Linked DNA regions of Mus musculus: region 2 is linked to region 1. The links are chromatin loops, found by intact Hi-C in ENCODE. Cell type or tissue: left cerebral cortex. All regions are shown on one strand. Links, peaks and the distances in the headings refer to the core of each region. The heading gives the core; the rest is flanking DNA.

Region 1 (11,480 bases), core at 1,699-9,698:
AAACTCAGCACATACTAACCTGGCACATACTGACCTGGCACCAGCATGCTCCCAAGGCTGTCAGAGAAGTGAGGCTGGAGTGGGCTTAGAGCGACCACTACCTACCTCTAGAGACTTACTAACCAGGTATTTCTGCAGAGATAAAAAAAAAACTGGCCCTTCTGTGGGTGGCATTATAAGTAAAAGGTCCAAATACTAACATTCTCTTTTGTTATTATTAATTATTGCATGTATTTTGGGGGGGTATATCGGCTGTAGCATCCATATGGAGGTCAGAGACCAACTAGTGTGAGTGGGTTCTCTCCGTCCACTCTGTCCTAAAGATCAAACTCAGGTCAGCAGGCTGGACAGCAAGTGCCTTTGCCCACTGAGCCATCTCTACACCCCATACTGATACTCTATGATACTCTATTTAGGGCAGATGTATTTTTTTTAAATGTGAACTAGGATTTTTTTTTTCAAAGTTTGGAGTGGGGCTCAGGATGTAGCTTGGGCTTCCCAACTTTCTTCCCCCTTGGTTTTCAAAACAGGGTTTCTCTGTGTAGCCATGCCCTTTCAAAGCAAATCAAATACCAAAAAAAAAAAAAAAAAAAATGGTACAAGGAGGTGGTGGCTGGGGCTGTAAGTGAACAAGCTTGCCTATGAGCTCATGATGCTCAAGATGGATAATAGGCCCATGGGTGGGGGGTGGATTGGTGGGTGGGTAGGTTGGTTGGTTGGTTGTTTTAACATTTTCTGGTCTCCTGTGTCTTTAAAATTGTACCAAACCTTAAGCTCATAAAGTTGGAATTATTTTTAATTCAATGATTGTCTTTTTGGATCTTGCAACACACTACTTCCCATACACACACCATCTCCGACTACAGATGAGGTCACAGAAAGGTCTGTTAGGGTGAGGAGTCAGGACAGGCTTATGGGGGGGGGGGGGCAGAGAGGTTCCTAAACCCTTCCCTATTCTTATGTGAGGACCAAGGATGGGAATCCCTTCTCTCATGGCACTGGGCCATTGCAGGATGGGGAACCACATTTAATTTTTTTAAAGTTCCATAAAATTATTTTTCAATGGCTTTAATTAAAGCATTTTAAGACACAATGAACTTTTTAACCCCCTTAGCAAAAGGCAAACTATCAAGCCTTTCTATTAAGAATCACCACATGGTGTGGCTGTCTTCTGCAAACGGCAGCCTTAGCCTGCGACGCTCTTAGCAGCAGACACCCCACCCTGGGTGCTCTAAGTTAGAGATGCTTCCACTTTTTCCTCCTCCTTGGTTTTTGTTTTCAGTATATTTGCTGCCAAAGCAAGCACTTGTTTTATTTTCCAGACAGGGCCTGCATCTCACTTTGTAGCCCCAATTGGCCACAGACCCACAGGGGCCTTCCCACCTCAGTGTTGGGTTTATAGGCACGAGCCACGACGCTCCACTATCCAAGGTTTTCCTTAAACATCAAAAAATAAATAGAAAGGCAGACTATTCTGAACATCCTTGGGCCTGGTATCCTGCCTGGCACTGGAGAAGCCGACGCTACTATGCTCCCCAGAGGTCTAGGACACACCCTCTGGTCCAGAACATGTCACCTTGGAGGATGGGATCTTTCCCTCCGGCTAAATCAGCTAGAAGCTGATGAACAGGGCAGTGCATGCTCTGAGCCATGGCTTTGAGTCACACACACACACACACACACACACACACACACACACACACACACACGCACGCGTGTGCGCACGCGATGTAGAACTATAGGAGGTGAACTCATACCCACTCCTAAAGGCTGGATTGGTTTTGGTGCTGATAGGGCTGTTGACCCTGGTTGGCAAGCAAGCCATGAAGGGCTCCACACAGCAGGGGGCAGTACAACACACCTTCAAGGAAGGACTAGAGGGATCACCAAAGGACCTGACCAGAGATGTGCTTCAGCCATGTTTGAGTCCCGACTCCTAAGGCCTGAGCCAATCCAATGCAGGGATGAAGAACTCAAAGTCTGCTTTCTATCCCCTCCTTTCCTTGGAACCACTGTCCGAAGAGCCAAGGGAAGGCAGGATGGAGGAGCCACAACAGTTCCTCCTGCTCTGTCTCCTTCCCTAGGTGGGCTCCCGGGAAGTGGGGAGAGCTCACAACAAGGCTAGAATGAGCTCAGAAAGCCCATGGGTGTTGAGACCCATACAATGAGTTAGTAAACTTTCAAAACTTATGACTCCAAGGAAGACAGCAATCTCTGAGAGACTTTGGGAGCAAGGGCTGAGGCACCAGGTTTGGAAGCCAAAAAGCTTGGCTTCAAATCCCATCTGTTAGCTTTGAAACACTGGACAAGCCACAAAATGAGCCTAACCTTTGCTCTATAGACAAAGCTGTTGCTTGGAATGGTAGAAAGTCCATAGGCTTAGCAAGAGTCCCCGACCCAATGGGAACAGACTACCACTGACAGCATGGAGGGGGCTCTGGAATAAACATACAGAAGACCTTGGAAGTAGAAAGACATGTGCAGACTAGTGCTTCCAACTCAGGCCCAGAACCCCAAAGACTTGGGCCTATATCCCTCAGATTGCAGCTCTCCCAGAAGCCACCAGGCCACAAAGGCTGCATGAATCTGCAGTGGCAGTGGACATATCTGCTTTTTCCATGGAGACATCAAAAGGAAAGGGGACACTGAGGGTTTTCTGCAGGGCAACCTAAGCTTGGCTATCTAAGCACATGGCCAGGAGCTGAACTGGAGGACGGTCCCACAGGGACAGACATGGGGACAGTCATCCCCTTACTGAAGCCATGTCTACTCTGAAGGTTGTGAGGCTGGCCTCTTCAGTCAGAGCAGACTGAGGCTTCCCCTAGGCAGGGAGGAAAGAGTTAAGCCTGCTCAAGGCTGGGAAGGCGGGTTCAGCAGCTATAAACAGAGAGCCCTGGGAGGGAGGGAGGGAGGGAGGGAGGGAGGGAGGGAGGGAGCTGACACAGGATGTGGCCAGGGCTTGAGCTTGTCTGATTATTAACTTCACTTTTATTTGGAGGGGGATTCATTCTCTGTTTCACTTCCCATCAAGGAAGTGAAAGCCCAGGTCTCAGAGGGCCTGGTTTCAAATTGTTTTGTCACAGCTCATTTATTTTTTCCCCTTAAATAAATAAACAAAACCACCTCTTTGTTTCCCCCTTAATGAGCATTCCGCAGATCATCTGTGGCCGAGGCTTGAAAGGGGTTTTCAGGAGTCCTTCATGGGACAACTTTGGGTTTCATCTTTTAAAAGGAACAAGAAAGGATCTCTCCGTAGGCATAAACCTTCTCCAAGCTGTCCCAAGCTCTTCTTTCCTGCCTCTTCCTGGGACCCTCAGCCTACACCCCAAGTCTTGCCAAGCACTTAGCCCAGCGGTTCTCAGCCTTTCTAATGCTGAAACTCTCTAACACAGTTCCTCATGCTGTGGTGACCCACCCCCACACACCCCCAACCCATAAAATCACCTTCATTGCTACTTCATAACTGTAATTTTGCAACTGTTGTGAATCATAATGTAAATATCTGTGTCTTCCGAGGGTCCTTTGACAAACCCCCCGGGGGCGCGACCCACATGTTGAGAACCACCGGCTTAGGCCGGTCTTCAGTTGGTCCTGAGCCTGCCAGCCTGATTGTCTTCCCTTTGCCCATAGCCCAAGCCATACAGAATTGCACAGAGGGGGCTCTGAGGGCCCATCTTCTCAGTCTGGTTCACACCTATGGTTTTGGTTCCTACCGCACACACCCTGACAGTTCTACTCAGAATAACTTTCAGTAAACACACAAAAGGATTCCATTACAGGGCTTAAGGAAACACCATTATACATACTCCTGTGCTGAAGGTTCAAAACACCTGTGAATAACTCCTAGGCCCCAATCCAGATTAAAACCTATTCAGTCGCTTGGTAGTCCTCTTGCAAGGACCCGTTCCTGCATGACCTACGTACCCAGTAAGACGACCAATTTCATGATGGGCCTGACACTCATGGGTCCTCAGGATTCAGAAGGGAAGGGTGCAGCCACAAAGACTGAGAGTTGCAGAAGCCCAGTGATGACAGCATGTAGGTGGGCTAGCCAGGAAGAGGCACCTTCACTGGAAACAAAGGGGGAAATCAAGAAAGCTTCTTAGTGGGGGCTGACAGAGGAAAAGAATATTCTAGAACCTGAAAACTACAAATGCTAGAACAACCCCGATGTGTAAACTAGGCAAAGAGGAGGAGCCGTGGGGTCTTCTGTCCCTCGGATGACATCAGAATGATTGAGAAACTGGAAATGAGCTGATCACATATAGCACTGGAGCAGCTAGTCCTTGACCCTGGGTTGGTACGGCCCGAGGGCATCTACTGGAATACCACCTTGTCTCGGACCCTGCCACTGGGCTGCCAGGCAACAACAGCCTGGTGATCACTCTGACCTACTTCAACCACCCATGACTTTTAAGCTCTTTGAATATAGGGCAAAAAGAACTAGGAGGCGACTGGGACAAATCCAATCACTGACCGAAGCGCTGGCCCTGCCTACTAATGGCTAACTGATGGCATTTCCAAACACCCCAGGGAACGTGCCAGGGCCTCGAGTTTTCTTCCCGTTCTTAGAAATTCCTCCCCACGCCCATGGCATTACGGTTTCCAAATCCCAGGCCCGCCGCGGGGCTCGGTGGCCGGACCCCTGGCCGCGCCCGGAGCGGCCAGGAGCTGGTTAAGGGCGCCAAGATGGCCGGCTTGTTTTGCTCGCCGAGGCATCACGCGGAGGCTGCCCTTTGCCTCCGGGGCCGCGGTCAAGGTTCCGCCGCCCTCTCTGGCAGGCTGCCCCGGCCGGCCCGAGCGAGCCTCCTCCCCTGCGCCCTGGAGCCTCGCGAACCTTCGAGACCGGGGCGCGGCAGAGCGACAGCGCGGCCAGCCCGGAGCTTCGGGGCCGCTGCTGGCCCTTCGGCATCTCGGAGCGTCTGTCGCCCGGGCGAGCAGACTGCGGCCGCCCCGCCGGTCTTCCCCAGCCGGCCTTTCACGCCGCTCAAGCAGCCGAGGTCGTTCGATGGGCGTGGCAACACTGCCCTCCACTGGCCAGTGTGCCGAATGGCACACGCGGGGCCATCCTAACTGCCCTGGACCACCGGGCACTGAGACCCTTTCTACAGGGTTCTCAAAAGCGTACACCACACTTCCCTAGGCGTCTTCCCATCTGTTGGTCGGACTCCAACTCAGAGTTTGTATTTTATGGCATTCCAGGGTGAATGTTGCTGCTGTTGGCCGCTGGTCCTGAATCTACCAGCTCAGCCCACTTACTTAGGCCAGGGTTCTATCATCCACTCCAGTATACAGTATGCAGACAGAGCACAGAGGACCCTGATGGAGCTCTCAACCATATGGCACTTAGCGGGATAATTTCACAAATCTAAGATGACACTTGAGAAAGTTTTAAATCTTAAGTGTACGGCTGTTTGCCTATATGTATTTCTATGTACCGTGTGCCTGCAGTGCACTTTGAGGCCAGAAGAGGACTTTTTAAATCCCCTGAACTGGAATTACAGATGGCTGTAAGCTTGTAAGGTTGTAAGCACGTGAGTGCTGGGAATTGAACCTGGGTTTTCTGGAAGAGTAGCCAATGACCTTTACTGCTTATCCGTCTCTCCAGCCCCTTGAAAAAGTTTTAATTCACTTATAAAATATATATGCATATATGTATATGTGTGTATATATTTTATATAGTTATTTAAATCAGGGCAGTTTTCAAGACTGGATTCCCTCCTTCTAACATGTGGATTCTGTAGATTCTAACCAAACTCAGATCATCAGGCCTGTGAATCACCTTCACCAAACTGAACCATCTCACCAGGCCCAGTTTGGAAAAGTTTCCATGTTCTTATAGAGGAAAATATTAAGGCACTGAAAGAAGACATAAATAGGGAACTACAAACAGTCCCCAGTTTATCATAATTTCACCTGTAAGGTGAAACATAAATAATATACATTCAGTAGAAACCACAGTTGAATTTTTAATTCTGGGTTTTCCCCCGGACTAGCAATAAACACAGTATTCTTCTGCGGGAAGTTCCTACAGTCGTGAGTGGGAAGCAGACAGTGGTCTATAGTGTACTGCATGGCACAGTGGTGACGTCTGGTACGTTACGGAAGCAGGTGTACTCTCCACGCTACCTGGCCTTTTCAGTTCATTGAAGGGATTGTTGGGACAGGGCTTCACTGCGAATCAAGGAGCATGTGTGATTTATACTGGGCTGTGTGGAAGCTGTCACAAAAGGCCTTTCTGTGGAAATTCTAAAGAGGGGTCTAGAAGAAGGGAGCAGGAAGGTCCTGGAGAGAACCCAAGAAAGCGCTGGGTGTGGTGAGCAGAGGGGACCAGAGCATTGCCACCCATCCAAAGGCTGAAGGACAAAGCTATGGGAACAGAAGAGAGACCAATGGGCAAGGTCCAGACATCTGGTACCCAGGACCTCCCTCTTAAGAAGAGACCCTGGGACCCAAGATCTTAGCCACACCCAGAATGCTACCTCACCTTTAGGAACCCTAGCCAGGTACTCCTGGGCTTCTCACTGACTGAGTCCGATTTGTTTCAGCCCTTCCTTGAAGCCTGAGGGAGAATCATATTTGATATAACCAGATGCGTTGGGCAGTTGTAAGAAGACAGCGTGCCATCTTCCCACCCATGCAGTTCATGTTTTGTCTGGGGCCAATTTCTTCTGTGAACATTGTTAAGGGCCTGTTGTATGCTTGGGGCTGATGTCACAATTCCAACATGTGAGGAGGACCTCAAAGGATGCGTGCAAGCTCATGCTAGCTTTGCCCTGCCGCTCCAAGCACTTTGGAGAGCAGATAGGGGGACACGCTATCTTTCCCTGAGTCTCGGTTCTCACCCCTCCTATTTATTCCCCTCCCTAATGACTCTAGGGTTGGCCGGGTTAGCACACAGCAACCACAAATGTTGTTGTCAGGATGCTTGTTGCCTGTAGGGTGCCCATGCCAAGCTGAAGATGAGGATGGGACAGACAGCCTCTGCCTGTCTACTGCTCAGGCTTCTGTGGAGAACATTCTCTATTGGTCCCTGCACCCTGCATAACCCTTTCTTCATCAGAAGAATGGGGGAATCAGGATAACTAAGCTCAGCCTCCCAGCACTCAGTCTGGGATAAAGAAGACAGGAAAGTTTATCTAGGGCCCCCATACCACTCCAGTGTTATGTCTTGGGGGGCGGGGGGGGGGGAGTCCATGGATTCCAGGCCCATTGAGCCAGGGAGAGGAACACATAAGAACAACAACAACAACAAAGAAACAAAGTAAGTCACTTTCCAATTCAAAACCAGTTCTGGGTTATCTCCAGCAGCAAGTAACTTAATCTCTCTGAGCCTCAGTTGCCTCATCTGGGAAATGGGGAGAGCACAGCATTCTGCCTCGTCGGAAGATTCTGAAGATTAATAATGATCACTTCTCGGGTGCTGACTCGGTGCCAGGCACTAAGGGCTTCTCATGAGGTCATGTGTGGAAGTACTGGCCTCTGGCAAGCCGGGAGTCAAGCCCCATCATGGGAGCCACGAGTGCAATTTCACAACCGCCCTGGTGCTCAGCACATGTGGTTAACATTTAATAGGTGGAAGTTTAGCAAGCCCTAGGCATATAGTAAGCACTCAATAAATGGCCTTCATTATGAGCCAGAGAATGGGGATCTGTGTGCGGAAGTCCCATGACAAAGAGTATGGAGAGGTAGGCGGCCGGAGATGTCAGCTCACCCTATTTCTTTCTCCCCAGGAAGGCCAGCCCCATGTGTGCTAGGCCGCTCCCAGGCTGGGACGGCAGCTCTTACTCACCCTACCCAGGGAGAAGGTTAATTAGCCTCTCAGCCTGCAGGAGCACCCCAGATGAAAGGTGCTGAATATGAGTATAAGGTGTGACCCCCATATTTATAACTGAGGCTCCCTTAGGTGAGGAAGGGTGGGGGCGGAGAGGCAGGCAAATGAGGGCCTTGCCTTGTTTATGACAGAGGTTCTCAGGAAAGGGAGCTGGCTGCGGTGGTGGCTGAGTCTGAGAAAAGTTTCCAGGGGTGGGGTGGGGCTGCTGAGAGCCTGAGCGTGGAAGGGGTTGGGGGTCTGAAAGGGTCCGGAGGCTGCAAAGCTGAACGCTGTTCCAGCAACTCCTCCTGCAACTGCATCCTGCAAACTGCAAGGCCAGGACACAGGCTTGGATGGTGTGGGTCAGAATAGGAAGAGGACTCTGAATTGGGGCAGACAGGTCTAAATCCAAACTTTATTATGGCATTCGAGAGCCTAGAGTCTGATGGCATTCACCTAGAGTCTGATGGCGTTCTATAGCCTAGGGTCTGGCGTCCCTCACTGACTGGCAGTACCTAGTGGGCAGGTGCTGGCACTCACTATGCACGTATGGAGCTCCTGTGCCTCCCCTAGGCGTTAACCGAGCGCCTAGCCCATGCCAGGCATGGAGTCTTGGAAATATAGCGCAACAGGAGTGTTCGCTTGACTGCATGACAGACTCCAGGCACAAGACCAAGAGATAAGGGGCCCAGTGCCTGACCGTCTCCTCTCACCAAAGAGCACGCTGTGATAGAGACAACGGTCACATGTCACATGCAGTGGTCACAAGCACTACAGTCCTCCACACGATACCCCGGACAGAGAAAAGATCAGCCACGGAGAGAGGTGACACTGATGTGGGCAGACTCAGAGATGGTGTTGAAGGGCCAGCTCTGCGGCCTAGGAATCCTGATTCCCATCTGGCAAAGCAGATGCTGCCCTGTCTCTGACTAAGGGATGCACCCATCAGAAGAACTATCCCTGTCCCCTTGGGTCCTGTTGGAACTCCTGTCATCTGGTCCAATGAGGCCAAGAGCTGAATAACCACCAGGCTAAGGACAGTTGCCATGCCTGCTGTCTGAGCTCAGCTGGCTTTTCCTGGAGACTTTCCAAGCACTTGGAGAATAAGTGGCAGCCTTTTGAAAACACTGAACAACTCCATGGTTCTCATATATTACTAACATTGTGTGACTCTCTATCTGTAGCTAGTTCCATTTTTTGTTTGTTTGTTTGTTTGTTTGTTTGTTTGTTTGAGACAGGATTTCACTATTTAGCCCTGGCTGGACCTGGAACTTATTATGTAGACCAGGCTGGCCCTGGATTTACATAGATCCATACACCTCTGCCTACTGCCGGGATTAAAGGCTTGTGCCTCCCTGCCTGGCAAGCTTTTATGTTTTCATCGACCCTAAAGGAAGCCCATGCCCACTGGGCAGCTATTCTATGTCGCATCCCTCCCACAACCTCCAGAAGTCACCAGTATACTTCTTGTCAATGGATTTCCCTGTTCTGGACCCTCAGATATCCAGGGCTTTTTGTGTCTACTTTCTTTCATTTACCCACACTGGGTTTGTCCACGTGGTAACATGCATCGATATTAACTTCCTTTTATGGTTAAATAATGTTCTATGGTCATATGTATGTCCCCTTCCTACATTTGGGAAGACTTGGGACACACATGCAATACCCAAAGGTCACAGCAAATTCACGGCAGAAAGGAGGCTCTGTTCCAGCCTGAGTCCAGAGTATGAAGAAGTGAACTGTGTAAATCTGTTCCCCAGATGGCCTCATCATGGCATTCATGCCCAGGAATAAGGCTGCTTCCGTGAGGAGGTGCCAGCTCCCTCGTCTCTGAGGTCACTTCTCAGCACACGTTCCCAAATGTGGGTGAGGTGGTCTAGTCACTGTTTTCCAGACAAGGCCAGAGTGTGGTTACAAAGACTACATTCTCAGGAATTCCAGCCCTGCCATCCAAGGGCCTTGACACTTCTGGGGCCCAAACCCTTCCTCACGTCTTGTCCAAAGGCTTGGAGCCTGAGAAGGAGACTGGGGAAGGAGTTCTGTTCCCAGCCAATAACCCTGGGCAGCTCAGTCAGAGCCACCAGCAGAGGGACGTTCAATCACCAGGCACACATGAAGACACTCTTTATGCCTAGAGCCTTGTAGTCTCTACCTCACAGAGCTCAATTCCAAGGACAGAAGTTCATGCTGAACCAGGGAACAGGACAGTGGGAGTTCCCAACAGGCAACAACAAGATGCTGAGCTCAGCATCTTTCACACCAGCAGTTCTGGGTACCAGCCCACATGAGGTGACCCTCACCTCAGAGAAAAGGATTAGTCATATCAAGGAAGCTAAGACATGAGTGGCCCTGCCAACACTCAACTCCAGTGCAGTTGAAGGCCATAAGACCTAGAATGCCTACCTGGGCTGTCCACTTGGCAGTCCCTAGACAAGACAGTGTACATTATCCGTGTATCCTGTTTAAGACGTGTCCCTGCCTGGGATCTGGGATTTCATTCATTCATTCATTCACTCAATGCAAGCCACTCTACTGGGCAACAAGGATTTAAAGATTGAGCATAACAAATATGAGTCCCTGTGCTCTAAAGGGCTTAAAATAGAGCAAGGATGGACTGTAATTCTAGTAGAACACTCACACGGTATGTGAGAAACCTGGGTTTGACCCTTAGGACTGCAAAAACAAATAGCTAAGTATTACTGTGGCTTGAGGACCAGGCCAGCAATGGCCACATACGATCAGCAAGGCTGGGGTGGTACCCAATCTGTGGGCAGCTAGAGAGTGGAGATTCTCAGGTGCATCTCACATCCTTCATCTGTCTCTGTCCATCTCCACCAAAGCAGACTTCCTGACAAAGCAGGCTAATAGCATGAGCCTACCACCCCTACCTGCACAGGTGAGTATCTGGAAGGTAGGTAGAATTGTCCAGTCAAGAAGACAGAAGGAAAGGAGATAACCCTCTATACTCACCAGGGCACTACGGTATCACCCCAGGAGACATTGTGGGGTGCTGGGCTGAGCTGAATGGCAGGGGTTTTCTCAGGGTCGAACACTGTCACCATTCCCTTGTTCCCTAACAGGGCACTATCGGGGTTCTAGGTGTGTGTTCCTTAAACTAATAAGATTTTTACCAATGACTCTCCCAAGGCCGCAGGGCTAGTACGCAGAGGATTTGCGTTGTGGTCTGGCTCACCGCAGAATTTAACAGACACAATTCAACCCATCCCCCAAACAAGCCAGCATTTGTTGTTTTTCCTAAAAGAGCCCACAATGGTCCCCAGTGTACGGTGCAGGCTTCTAGCCAGGCTCCCTGCCGAGGATCGAGAGACAAAATCATCAGAGTCCCCAACCCAGCCATGCTCCAGCCTCTCTCCCGCCCTCCCCTGCCTGCCTGGTCTCAGCCCACCTGTCCACAGACAGGAAGTCCCTCCTGCCTCCAGGAAACTCACAGAAGAGCTGGAGGGAGCTGTCCTCACTAGGTCCAAGTGGGTTCACTGGGGTCTGGAGAAGGAAGAGAACTGGATGGGGATTCTAGGTCCTGGTGGCCCATGGGCCTCCGCCTGAACTGAAGCGAACCCTTCGAGCCTCTTCTCTTCACACCTTGTGCAACTGCCCCGGGGACTGCCATAACAGAGAATTGAGGGGGCAAGCCAGATCTTGCCCCAGA
Region 2 (11,480 bases), core at 1,833-9,832, 62 kb before region 1:
ACACAGCAGGAGCAATAGCATGGAAGCTCTTGAGGAATGGAATGAGAGGCCAGGAGAGCCGGGCCAGCAGGTGGAAGAACCTAGGTTCTGACCATCCAGCCAACTCATTGCCACCTGTGCCCTGCTTCCCTACCTCTGTCTGTAACACCCTCAATTTCCCAATAATTCTTCTGTTGTCCTTCTTGTTGTGGTGGTTGTTGAACCCTCTACATTGTCATTAGAGGGCTGCAGAGGAATGAGCACTATAGATGTCTCTCCTGGAAGTTGACATTTGATCCCATCCATGCTTGTATTAATGGCCGAAGAACAATAGTTTTCCAATTATCAATGACTATGCAATAAACTACCTCAAATCGGGTGCTGTAGCAAACCCATTCATTTTCTCCTATTCACAGATTTCAGAGTCAGAAATTTACAAAGGGCCCTACAAGGGATAGCCCTCTCCCTCAACCATGTCAGCAGGGGAGGGTAAAATACTGGAATCTAGACTTACCAATAGACTTCTTCATGCACTGTCTCAGACCTCCTTGATTCTGACACTTGGTTTCCCCCCACCCCCCAGGACTGAAGAAGTGCTTGTGGCCTGTCCTAGTGCCTCGCGCTTCTTGTAGCATGGCATCTGGGTTCCCCACATGCATTCCAGGAGGGCCAGACAGAAGCTGTGGGGTCTTATATAGCCAAACCCAAAAGTCACAGAACATCACCTTCTGCATGTTTTACTGAGCAAAGCTTTACCATCCTGGAGAAACTTATACGGCACCTCTTAATAAAAGGGAACGTCCAAGATTTTCTAGCAGCCATGGAACACTGGAGCCTACCAGATCTCTTGGAATCCATAGCTTCTGACACAGTTGGGGTGGTGCCCGGCTGACAGGCTATGCAGGGGTATTTTGTTGTTGTTGTTTTTGTTTTGTTTTGTTTTTTAATGGCAATGCCCAGAGGCCTCAGACATTCCTGCAGAGGACATGAGTACGCCTGTGGTGAACCCAGAAGGATCTCTTCTGAAAGGACAGAGATTCCGGGTGGGGAGGTGGGAGGAGAGGGAGGGTCATTACAGACTCCTGAGGAAGACAGAAGTTTAGTTATCAAAACTGGAGCCTGCCTGAGGTCAGAGTGACAGCATGTGACATGATGCTATCAAAGACATGGCTAGGCCTCAATCCTTCCTCCTGAGATTGTGAGAGTTTGTCAAATGTCCTTCAGAATCATGAGTACTGAGATTCTGGCACATTCCTGATCTGTCAAATAGGACAGTGTTTCCCCAGGTTGAGTAAGTCATACTTCCCTATACTAGAGACTGACCCTGAAGCACCTTGGCAAGCAAGCATGGCTGAGGTACTCTATCCCTTCTGACTTTTATCTGGAGAGAGGGTCGAAGTCACCCAGACTGGCCTCCAGCTCATGATCTTTCTGCTTCATCCTGCCACTTTCTTGGGATCGCAGGCAGGTACACTGTACCCAGCTGCAAACACATCTTTGTTTACACACATACACACACATTAGGAATTAGTGTGGATCTCACCCCGATTGGGAATAGGATAGAAACATAGAAAAAGGAGAAATCAAATGAGGGAATCTTAGAATTGTTTCTACCTTCCTTATAGAGATGCCAAAGAGGAGAATGCCCCTGGCCAGGTGGTTTGAGGTGGTCCAAGCCTGCAGCAGCCTGCCTGTCAACACTTCATTTCTGTCGTGCTCCAAGAAAAGTCCCCTTTCTTTCAGAAAGTAAAGTAAAATGTTTGCATTGATCTGGTGACAATCAGAGGCTGAGGCTGTTTTATCTCACAGGCTGGAAATATTTGGGACCTGGAAGTTCAAGGGGGTGTTTCAAAAGGAAAAAAAATTCAGAGAGGGTCTGGGAAGGAATGGGGGAATAAATTGCCATTTAAGATGGGAACGGTCTCCTGGAACACTGTCACATGCCTAGGTGTCAAGCCTTTGGCTCACACAATCCTGGAACGCAAGAGTAATACCTTCTTGGAAGTAGGTTATCCAGTTCAACCATCCATTTCAGAGATGAGGAAAATGCGGGGGGTGGGGGGGAGTCCATTTTCACCCACTAATTATCCATGGAAGACCCTGAATTTCCCAGAATGCTTTGCAGTCGGAGGAGGAGGAGGAGGAGGAGGAGGAGGAGGAGGAGGAGGAGGAGGAGGAGGAGGAGGAGGAGGGGAGGGGCGTCTGAATGACTCTGACCAATGAACTGCAAGTGGTCCTAAGCCAATCAGGTAAGAGATACTCTAACTTCTCAATCCTGATTCAGCGTAGCAACAGCAGCAAAGGGAAGATATTTTCATCCGTTATCAAAACAAGAAAGCAGGTGTCCCTGTTCATGCTTCTGAAACTTGCCTCTTCTTTGCCACTGAAGTTTGGGCTGTACTCGAATGGCCTAGAGACAGAGAATTATGGGAATAAAGAGCCTTGCTATACAGCAGGTCCTCTTCTCCAGTAAAACAGAATCAGAGCAGGTAGGAAGGCAGATTTTCTGTCCTAGGCGATGAGCAGACAGCAGCATCCTCTTGCCGTTATACTCCATACTCTTCTCAGCATCCGTGGCTGCCCCATCTTCATCCCACTTCACTCAGGCTTCAAGAGAAGCCAAACGGAACAGAAGAGAGATTGACCCCAAACATGGCAGCAAATATCTCAGAAGAGGGGGTGAAAAGAGCATAGGGATCGGAGGATAGGGAGGTGTGCCACAAAACATGGACATGACATGGATAGTGGACTCAGGAACTCAACTGCAGCTATGGCTACCATAAAAGACCTGCACAACACTGGGTCCATCAAATTTTCATCTGGGGGGCTGGGGGAGCTCATGAGGCCCCACTCCTGCCTAAGGGACTCCTGACAGTTAATGACCTCTGGGGAGAGGATGTCACTTTCTTCAGTACTGGAGTCACTAATGAGTTACCCATGTTTCAGTACATCACAACCCCCCCCCCATACTGATGCAAACAACCCTAATTAAACTCAGCAGGTCACAAGCATGCTCAAAAGTAAGAAGGATGCATGGGAAAAAAGGGCTTCAGGGGGAGGGAAGGAGGGATGGGGTGGGAAGTGGGGGAGCCACTAATTTGTGGAGGGAGAGGGAAGAGGTCTGAAGAGTGAGGAGATGAGTCAAGAAAGAGCTAAGACTAGAACAGAATCCAGTTCACATTTTTTAGAAGGCTGATGGTTTCTTTTTTCTTTTTTCTTTTTTCTGTTTTGTTTTGTTTTGTTTTGTTTTGTTTTGTTTTGTTTTGTTGAAGCTGGGCTTCTCTGCCTTAGTTCTGGCTGTCCTGGAACTCACTCTGTAGATCAGGCTGGCCTCGAATGTTTGTCAGATGCTTCAGTTTGGCCTGAAGAAGTCTCCAGTGGCTGTAGAGATAACTGGAGGCACCTGAGGAGTCACAAGGCTGGGGAGGGGAAAACCCCACCCTCAGAGGTGGCTGCCAAGAGTCCCCTCAGAGGTGCAGTCACTTGTGGTTGCAATCAGACCCGCAAGTGAAAAGCTACATTGGGCCACACCAAAGCAAGATCTCTTTTTTAAAAAATCCAAATCACATCCAGGTTCCTCTTCCTGCCACACTGAGTAGGCGAAGGGGATCTTTCTTCTTCTGTGGCTGTTCCTCTTTGGACAGAAAGGGGAATGAATGGCTGAAAACCAAGACAGGTTAAAGGCCAGGTTAGGGAGCCAGGCTATGCTGCCCAAACTGAAGACTCCTCTCCAGGACTCTATACTTGAGAGGCCTGGATCTCCTTTAGCCCCCAACCCTGGCCATTTACCTGATCTGAGATGTCACCCTGCCACCATCTACCCCCACTTCCAATTCAATCCCACCTTCCCTCCAGCTTTTCTCCTTGAGCCTCTCCCATCTGACGTCCATCTTCAATGTGGGTTTGTTTATCTTGTCTTGTTTGTCTTTTTTGTCTTGTTGTTTATTTGGGGATTTTGGCTTTGTTGTAGGTTTTGACTGTCTATCTGTTTGTTTTGAGACAAGGTCTCACTGTGTAGCCCTATCTGGCTTGGAACTGGCTATGTACATCAAGCTGGCCTCGAACTCAATGAGTTCCTCCTGACTCTGTCCCTTGAGTATAAGGATTAAAGCTATGTGTCACCATGTTGACCCTGCAGCTTGATTTTAAAGCCATTCTCACCAAGGACATTACTTCGATGTTGTTACCCAGACAGTGCGATCTTAGATTCAGCCTTAATGGCAACTTCATTTATTAGGGTGGAGTCTCAGTATCCTCATCTATATAATAGAACCCCAGTCCTGTAGAGTCACTGTAAAGATTATATTGTTTGAAAAGTACTTGGTAAATGCCTGCAGGACAGAGCTATGAATACAAGTTAACAGTCTTTCATTCTAATTCCTAGGGGACCACACATCAGAGTACACACACACACCTTAGGTCAGGCCCTTGACACCACATCCATGTCCTGCAACTGTCCTGTCAGAGCCGCTCAGTGAAGACTGCAAGCTGCCTCTCTCCAGGTGGGTCACATTTTATTGCCAAGTTAGGTTTGGCTCCAAAGTGATGGGGAAGGAAGGGACCATGACATCATGACCTCAGATTTACAGAAGAAGTTAAGTTTACACAGGTAACACTATTCACACAATTAAATTGTTCTCCCACCTAAAACACCTGCTATGTGTTCCATAACTCCCTTCTTGAATGCCCTGAGCCTGAAAGTCTTCCTTATTTATCTCACCCTATTCTAAATTTCTCCTTGGGAAACAAACACACTTTTTCTGTACAGATGTTACATGCTGTGCATTTCAGTGGCCCTGGGGACAAGTATTTTCTATTCCCTAAGAAGTACAAGGCTGAGGGTCCCCTCTGGGGAATCCCAACTTTCTCAAACTAGGATAGGGGACTTGGTCTCCCCTCTCCTTCTTATGCCTACCGGGCTCTCATAGGTTCCTTTAGGCTCCTCTGAGCAGAGCCCGCTGGGAAATTGGTGTTCAGCCAACCTAAAGCATTAGCATACCTAAAAGCCACATTTACATTTTATTACTTTGTAAGAAGACCATTCTAGTACAACCTGTAATAAACTGAGGGAAGGGAAAACTGACCGTTTGCCTGGTAGTTAAACTTGCATATTATTTAAAAAACATTTTTAATAAGGAAATGGTTGATGACATAAGAAGTTTTGTGGTGCGCTCGTTGTCTTATTTCTCTGATGTTTCTGCCTCATTTACCCAATTCTTTTTGGGTAACCAGAGGAATCGTTCCCTAATGGGGGAAATCCCCTGATTTAGTATTCAAAGCCCTGCAAACTTGGTTCCTCACCTCTTCTTATTTGTGTATGCCTCTTTGAGCCTAGCTTGGCCTCAGAGAGTAGTCCTACTGAATGAGCAATGGCAGCATGAATGGAGGCACTCTAAGGTGGTTACTCTGGCCGGGGGTGGGGGTGGGGGGGTGACTAGGGCGTGGCCTCACAAGGAGCTGCCCATACATCAGAGGAGATCCTGGAGGGCCTGGACCATGGCAAGGAGAGGGTCATAAAATTCACATCTCCCATGACAAACACAGAAGGTTCTTTGTCCCTCTGTGTCCACTTCTGGGCTCTAAGTGACAGGCCTTACTTAGCACTGTAATAAATTAAAAAATGACAGACATATAATCTGGCAAGTAAACTAACAGTCACTTTTTAGAGCAGTTTGCAAAATGTATCAATATTTTAAATATATAGAGATCCCCTTTGTCCTGGTTATTTTGCACTTAAGAATTTATTTTGTAGGTATCTATTCACACAAGCTCTCAAAGGCAAATAAGCAGATATATTCATTGTGCTCATGTTTATCATAAATTGAGAAACAGAAGTAACATAAATAACAATTAGTAAAAGAATAATTAAGTGATATACCATAGGTATGTACTACAGAAAAGTATGCAAGTGCTTAAAGCAATTAGTTCAAAGGCTGGCTAAATAGCAAGTTTGGGGCCAGCCTGGGATACATATGGTACTGTCTCAAGAAAAACAATGGGACTGGGAGACCGTGCCAAGGCTAAAGCACTTCCTCCACAAGTAAAGGGACATAAGTTTGGGTCCCCAAACCCACATAAACATTGGAGCCTATCACAGTCTCCCTATTATTCCAGTCTCAGAAGGCAGAGACAGGGCACCCCTGAAGCAAGCTAAGTATGAGACCAAATGAACCAGGGAGTTCTGGGATTGATTAACAGGCCCTACCTACCTCAAAAGAATAAGGTAGAATAGTGGAAGGCAGAGGAAGATTCCTGACATCAACTTCCACACACATACACATATGCACACAGAAGTCACATACATGCACATATACACACCACACACATACACACTACACATAAGCATATACACATATACAACACACACATACACAGCATAAACATACACACATATATACATATACAACATACACATGCACACATACCTATTTAGAGATAAGATCACTTATGGTATCTGTATGTACATAGACATGTGACAGGGTGAACATGTAGGAGCCAGAGGCCAATATGATGACTTCCTCCTTCTTTTCCACCTTATTTTTTGAGGTAGGGTCTCTCACTAAATCTGAAACTCCCTAGTTGGCTAGCCTGATTGGCCAGTCTGATTGGCCAGCAAGCAGCCAGATCCTCCTGTTTCTGTGCTCTTCTGCCTCACCTCCTGGCACCAAGCCTCTCTCTCCACCCTGTAGCTGGGACTACAGACACTGGCCACCATAACCCACCTCTTACGTGAGCACTGGAGATCCAACCCCAGGCCCTTGTGCTGGCACATCCAACAGTTTACTGACTGATAGGGTCTTTAATGGGATAATCAAGATGAAGTCTTGATCAAGTAGTCGTATCCTCCTGAGAAGAGATTTAAATATTACCCTTTACAGAGTGAAGACATGCAGAAAACAGCCATGCACCAGCTAAGAAGAGATGCCCTCACAGCTGGCAGACAGAGACAGGGTGCTGATATCCCACCCCAGACCTCTGCCCCAGAGCAACACATCTCTACTTTCAAGGCCACAATGGACTTTGTGTGGTGGCCCCTGCAGTCCATGCTTCTTTCAGACAATGACTTTGGTTTTTCTAATGTCCAACTTCTTAAGGCAATGTCTCCTTATCCTATCCAAGTTGTAATATCTAAAGAATCTTAAAAACAGCCAGCTGGTGTTGGCACATGCCTTTAAGCCCAGCACTCAGAAGGCAGAGGCAGGCAGATCTCTGAGTTCGAGGCCAGCCTGAGTTCCAGGACACGGAGGGCTACACAAAGAAACCCTGTCTCAAAAAGAGAAAGAGAGACACACACAGAGGGAGACAAAGAGACAGAGAAACACAGACACAGACACAGACACAGACACACACACACACACACACACACACACACACACACACACACACACACCAGAGAGAGAGAGAGCATTCTTCAATACTTATTTACTACTTATGTGTGCACATACATGTGTTAATTTACCTACTCTTTGTCTATTGTTGGTGGAGACTGAAGCCAGGCTTTGTAGACGCTAAGCTCACGTTTTACTGCTAAGCTATCAGCCCCCAAGAGTTCGTATTATCTGACTGAGAACAAATGGGATGGCTGTGCCCTTCTAGAACTCCAGAGAGTTTATAAAATGTCTGGGGTGCAGCTGCCTGCAGGAGCATTGCCATGGGGACTTGGAGCCCAACTGAAGATGGTCCAATGTTGGCTAATTTCAGATTATTTACAAAGAAAATGAAACCTCCCTCCCCAACACCCATATAAATCCAGGAAATAAGGTAACAAAACATCCTTTAATCTGCTTCAAGAAAAATATGTTTTCAAATAGCAGGTTTATGGCTTTTGGTTTGTTTTGAGACAGGGACTCAGATAGCCCAGGCTGGCTCAGTGTTGAGCTGTGATTGACCTTGAAGTTCTGATTCTCCTGCCTCCAGCTTCCAAGCAGTAACAGGTGTTTGCCACCATGCCCAGTTTATCATGTGGGGTGTGTGTGTGTGTGTGTGTGTGTGTGTGTGTGTGTGTGTTATTTGTGTGCACAGTGTGTGTGTGTGCACAGTGTGTGTATGTGTATGTGTGCAGTGTGTGTATTGTGTGCACAGTGTGTGTATGTGTGTGTATGTGTGTGTGGTATGTGTGGTGTGTGTGTGTGTGTGTGTGTGTGTGTGTGTGTGTGTGTGTGCAGGAGTCTTTCCCCAGGCAGCCTCCATCCTGTTTATTTGGGGTTTTGTTTTCTTCTGTTTTTCTTTGCTTTGCTTTTATGCTCTTTTTGTGTGACAGGGTCACTCTGGCTAGGTTACCTGGCTAGGTGTCCCAGGGACATGTTTCCACCTTCCCAGCTCTGGGCTTTCCAGCCTGGGCAACCACACCTCGCTGCTTCATGTGGGTTCTGTGGGTTACATTCTTGTCCTCATGCAAGCATGTTACTGACTAAGCAACTTTTCCAGCCCTATGGATTTAGACTTTTTCTGTTTTTTAATTTACTTTTGGAAATTTTAGAGAATGTAGGGGAAAAAAATCTCCATTTATCAACCACCCTGAGGCCACCTCTGTTTACTCTTTTGTATATTTTTACTTTGCTTTATATAACTATTTCATAATTGGATACAGAGTAACATATACAATTTTACATACTTTTTTATTTATAAAACATTCCTCCACACTATTGTAATCTTTCTATAAACATCGTTTTAAATGATGGCAAAATCCCATCAAGTTTATCAGTTTTCCAAATGTTGATCTACAGAACATCTGTAGTAAGAGTCACACAGGGCATGCTGAAAATATGGATATCTGGACCCCATCCCGGACCCATTAAACCAGAATTGCTTGTGGCAGGGGCTGGGAATCTTCATTCTCCTAACTTTTCAAGGCATTTGCAAACCTATAAAAGGATGGAAACTGCCAGAACTGACATGCCTATAATTTCAGTACAACTTTATCTGAGTTGCTGGACACTGCCATTGTTCCTGGCACTGCATAAACAGATTCATAGCAGACATCTTTGTGCAGAACACATTTCTGCACATTCTACGGCATGTCCTTAGGTCAATGTAGTGGTTTGAATAGGTTTGGACCCCCATATATCCATGTGTTTGCATGCTTGGCCCACAGGGAGTGACACTATCAGGAGCTATGGGCCTTATTAGAGAAAGTGTATCACTATGGGGTGGGTTTTGAGGTCCTATGCTTAAGCTCTGCTCAGGGAGGAAGAGAAAGATACTCTTCCTGGATGCCTTCAGATCAAGATGTAGAGACTCTCAGCTCCTTCTCCATCACCATGTCTGCCTGGACACTGCCATGTTTCCTACCATGATGATAATGGACTGAACCTCTGAAACTGTAAGCCAGCCCCAATTAAATGCTGTCCCTTATAATAAAAGTTGCTTGATATCTCTTAACAGCAATGAAACCCTAACCAAGACAGATGGTTTTTCAAGAACTGATCTGATGATATCCGAGATGTGAGCCTTTTTAAGATTCTTGGTAAACATACAACATACCTGTACAGTCCCCTTGGGTTTCAGGAAGACAGCTATTGCCAAAATCCAATCCGCATTTCTATTTATCCTATCTCTATTTCCCATCTTTATTAACGACAGGTAATAATATAGTTAAAGCAAGGAATGAGAAGATGGTCATGCATATCCTTTGTAGACACATACGGACGGACTCTAGCCTGCCTATCATGCAGAATGAGAGCTTCAGATAGTCATGGACACCCCAAGGCTACCAGCCACCAACCACAACCCAAAAACATCCTATCTGTTCTCCAGAGAGCCTCTGTCTCATGTGCTACAGGAAGCGTTCTATTCTCGGTGACACATTTGAAGGCAGATACACAAGGATGTGCATGCAGGTAGGTAAGGCTGGGCTCACCTGCCTAAAGAGGATCCATCTCTCCTAGAACAGCCATGGCAACAGACAGGTTTGGGTACCTCCATACAGGAAACTGATTCAGACAGCTATCATGTACTCAGGTCAGGACAGCTTCTATACATTTGTAATTTATGAGCTATCAAGGGGTCAGGGAGAACCACAAAATAAAATGGCAAGTTACACCAGCACATTGTGCACAGGCTGCAAGCTAAAATGACTCAGGAGAAAGGAGATGACACAGAGACACCAGTAACCTAAAGCCACCTGCTGCGCTCAGCATCCACCGTGTGCTAGCATTCACCTAAAAGCTTTATAAACTGTAACCTAATCCTCAAACTGAGTCTATGGGGTAGCATCATCTCCATTCTACAGAGAAAACGGAATTGCAGGTTTGGAGATGGCTCAGTGGGTAAAACACTCATCACGTAAGTATAAGGACTGGGGTTCAGATTCACTCATGCAATTGAGCATGACAACCCGCCATTCCAGTGCTCAGAAGACAGAGATGAAGGTTCCCGGGAGCAAACTGCAGTCAGACTAGCTATAGCCAGTGAACTCACTGTTCATCAAGAGACATTGTATGTGCACGTGAGCTTGTGTGTACATAGAGAGAGAGAGAGGGGGGGGAAGGAAGGAAGGAAGGAAGGAAGGAAGGAAGGAAGGAAGGAAGGAGATGGAGGGGGGAGGGAGAGAGAGACTACACAAACATACACATGGCCAAAGATGGAGAAAGAGAGATTAATTTGTCAAATCACACAGCTAGTGAGCTGCAGAGCCAATACTCGAATCTAAGTATTGTCACCCTGACGTTCATGCTTCTTAGTTTTGGAAGGACTAAGACACATAAGAACTCCGCATATGGAAAGTAAGATCAACCAAGGAAGCCAAAGCCAAGTCAGCAAAAGTGGATTTCAGGGCAGAAACTATAGACCCACATAACCAGCACATTTTAGACACACTAGGCTATTCATTACAAACCCACATTTTAGCCTCAGTGTTGTGTGTAGGGACCCTTCAAGAGCAGCATACAGTGGGGGGAGAGGGGTAGTCATCCATCTTCCAGAGTACCAGATCCATTCCCTATACACCCCAGGAGTACATGAGAGTGAGTATGTGTAGCCCATGCCCTCATCTATGAGACCTGTTCACAGCACCCTTCATGCTGCCTCATTAGCTGGACCCTCAGAAGCACAGAAGGGACCTATTTGGTGACCATGTCTGCAGATTCACATTGTCTTGCCTGAGCCCTTCAAAGGTGGGGGTTGGAGGTAAGGCACTTTCTTGTACCATAACTCTTCCCCCGAGGGAACATCTCTGGATTTCATCTGAAGAATTCAAAAGCCTCCACCAGAATCCATCCTCACCTGGCCATAAGGCCTCCCACCACTGCAACTAATCCTTTGTGTTGTAAACTTGCACGTGGAAACAGTCTCTAAGCTTTCCCATCAAACTTGGCAGGCCAGTAAACGACTCACACCACTGGAGCAAGCCAGATTCCCCCTTAAAAAGAAAACATATTAAGATGATGATGATGATAATAATAATAATGTCAACAACATTTGACAGTCTCAGTTTACTAAGTAATTCTCATTTATCCCTCCTGTTAGGAATACGGATAAGATCTGCTAGACTACTTACAAAT

The links. A loop is a pair of places that touch in the nucleus more often than their neighbours do. Peaks named below come from ENCODE experiments on the same cell type or tissue, not always from the same donor. Only the 100,000 strongest peaks of a DNase experiment are listed, where the experiment ranks them.
Region 2: it touches region 1 in a loop (14-fold over the local background); 2 of 42 quality-filtered maps call a loop at or near these places.

The regions. Positions count from the first base shown.
Region 1 is chr12:80,127,890-80,139,369 of GRCm38, forward strand. 2310015A10Rik (RIKEN cDNA 2310015A10 gene) reads right to left here and starts at 4,955. Exons shown (of 3, transcript NR_033514.1): 1 at 4,838-4,955; 2 at 3,925-4,070. In left cerebral cortex, for the core only: CTCF peaks have their summits at 1,851 (motif pointing right), 5,035 (motif pointing left) and 5,262; DNase peaks (open chromatin) are centred at 1,847, 4,488, 4,803, 4,947 and 1 more place; H3K4me3 peaks cover 1,129 bases; H3K27ac peaks cover 3,178 bases.
Region 2 is chr12:80,065,809-80,077,288 of GRCm38, forward strand. The region is part of intron 3 of Gm36660 (a long non-coding RNA gene); the gene reads right to left. Among named protein-coding and RNA genes, the nearest start is that of Gm36660, 14 kb to the right of the region's middle. In left cerebral cortex, for the core only: no CTCF peak of the experiment used is centred there; no DNase peak of the experiment used is centred there.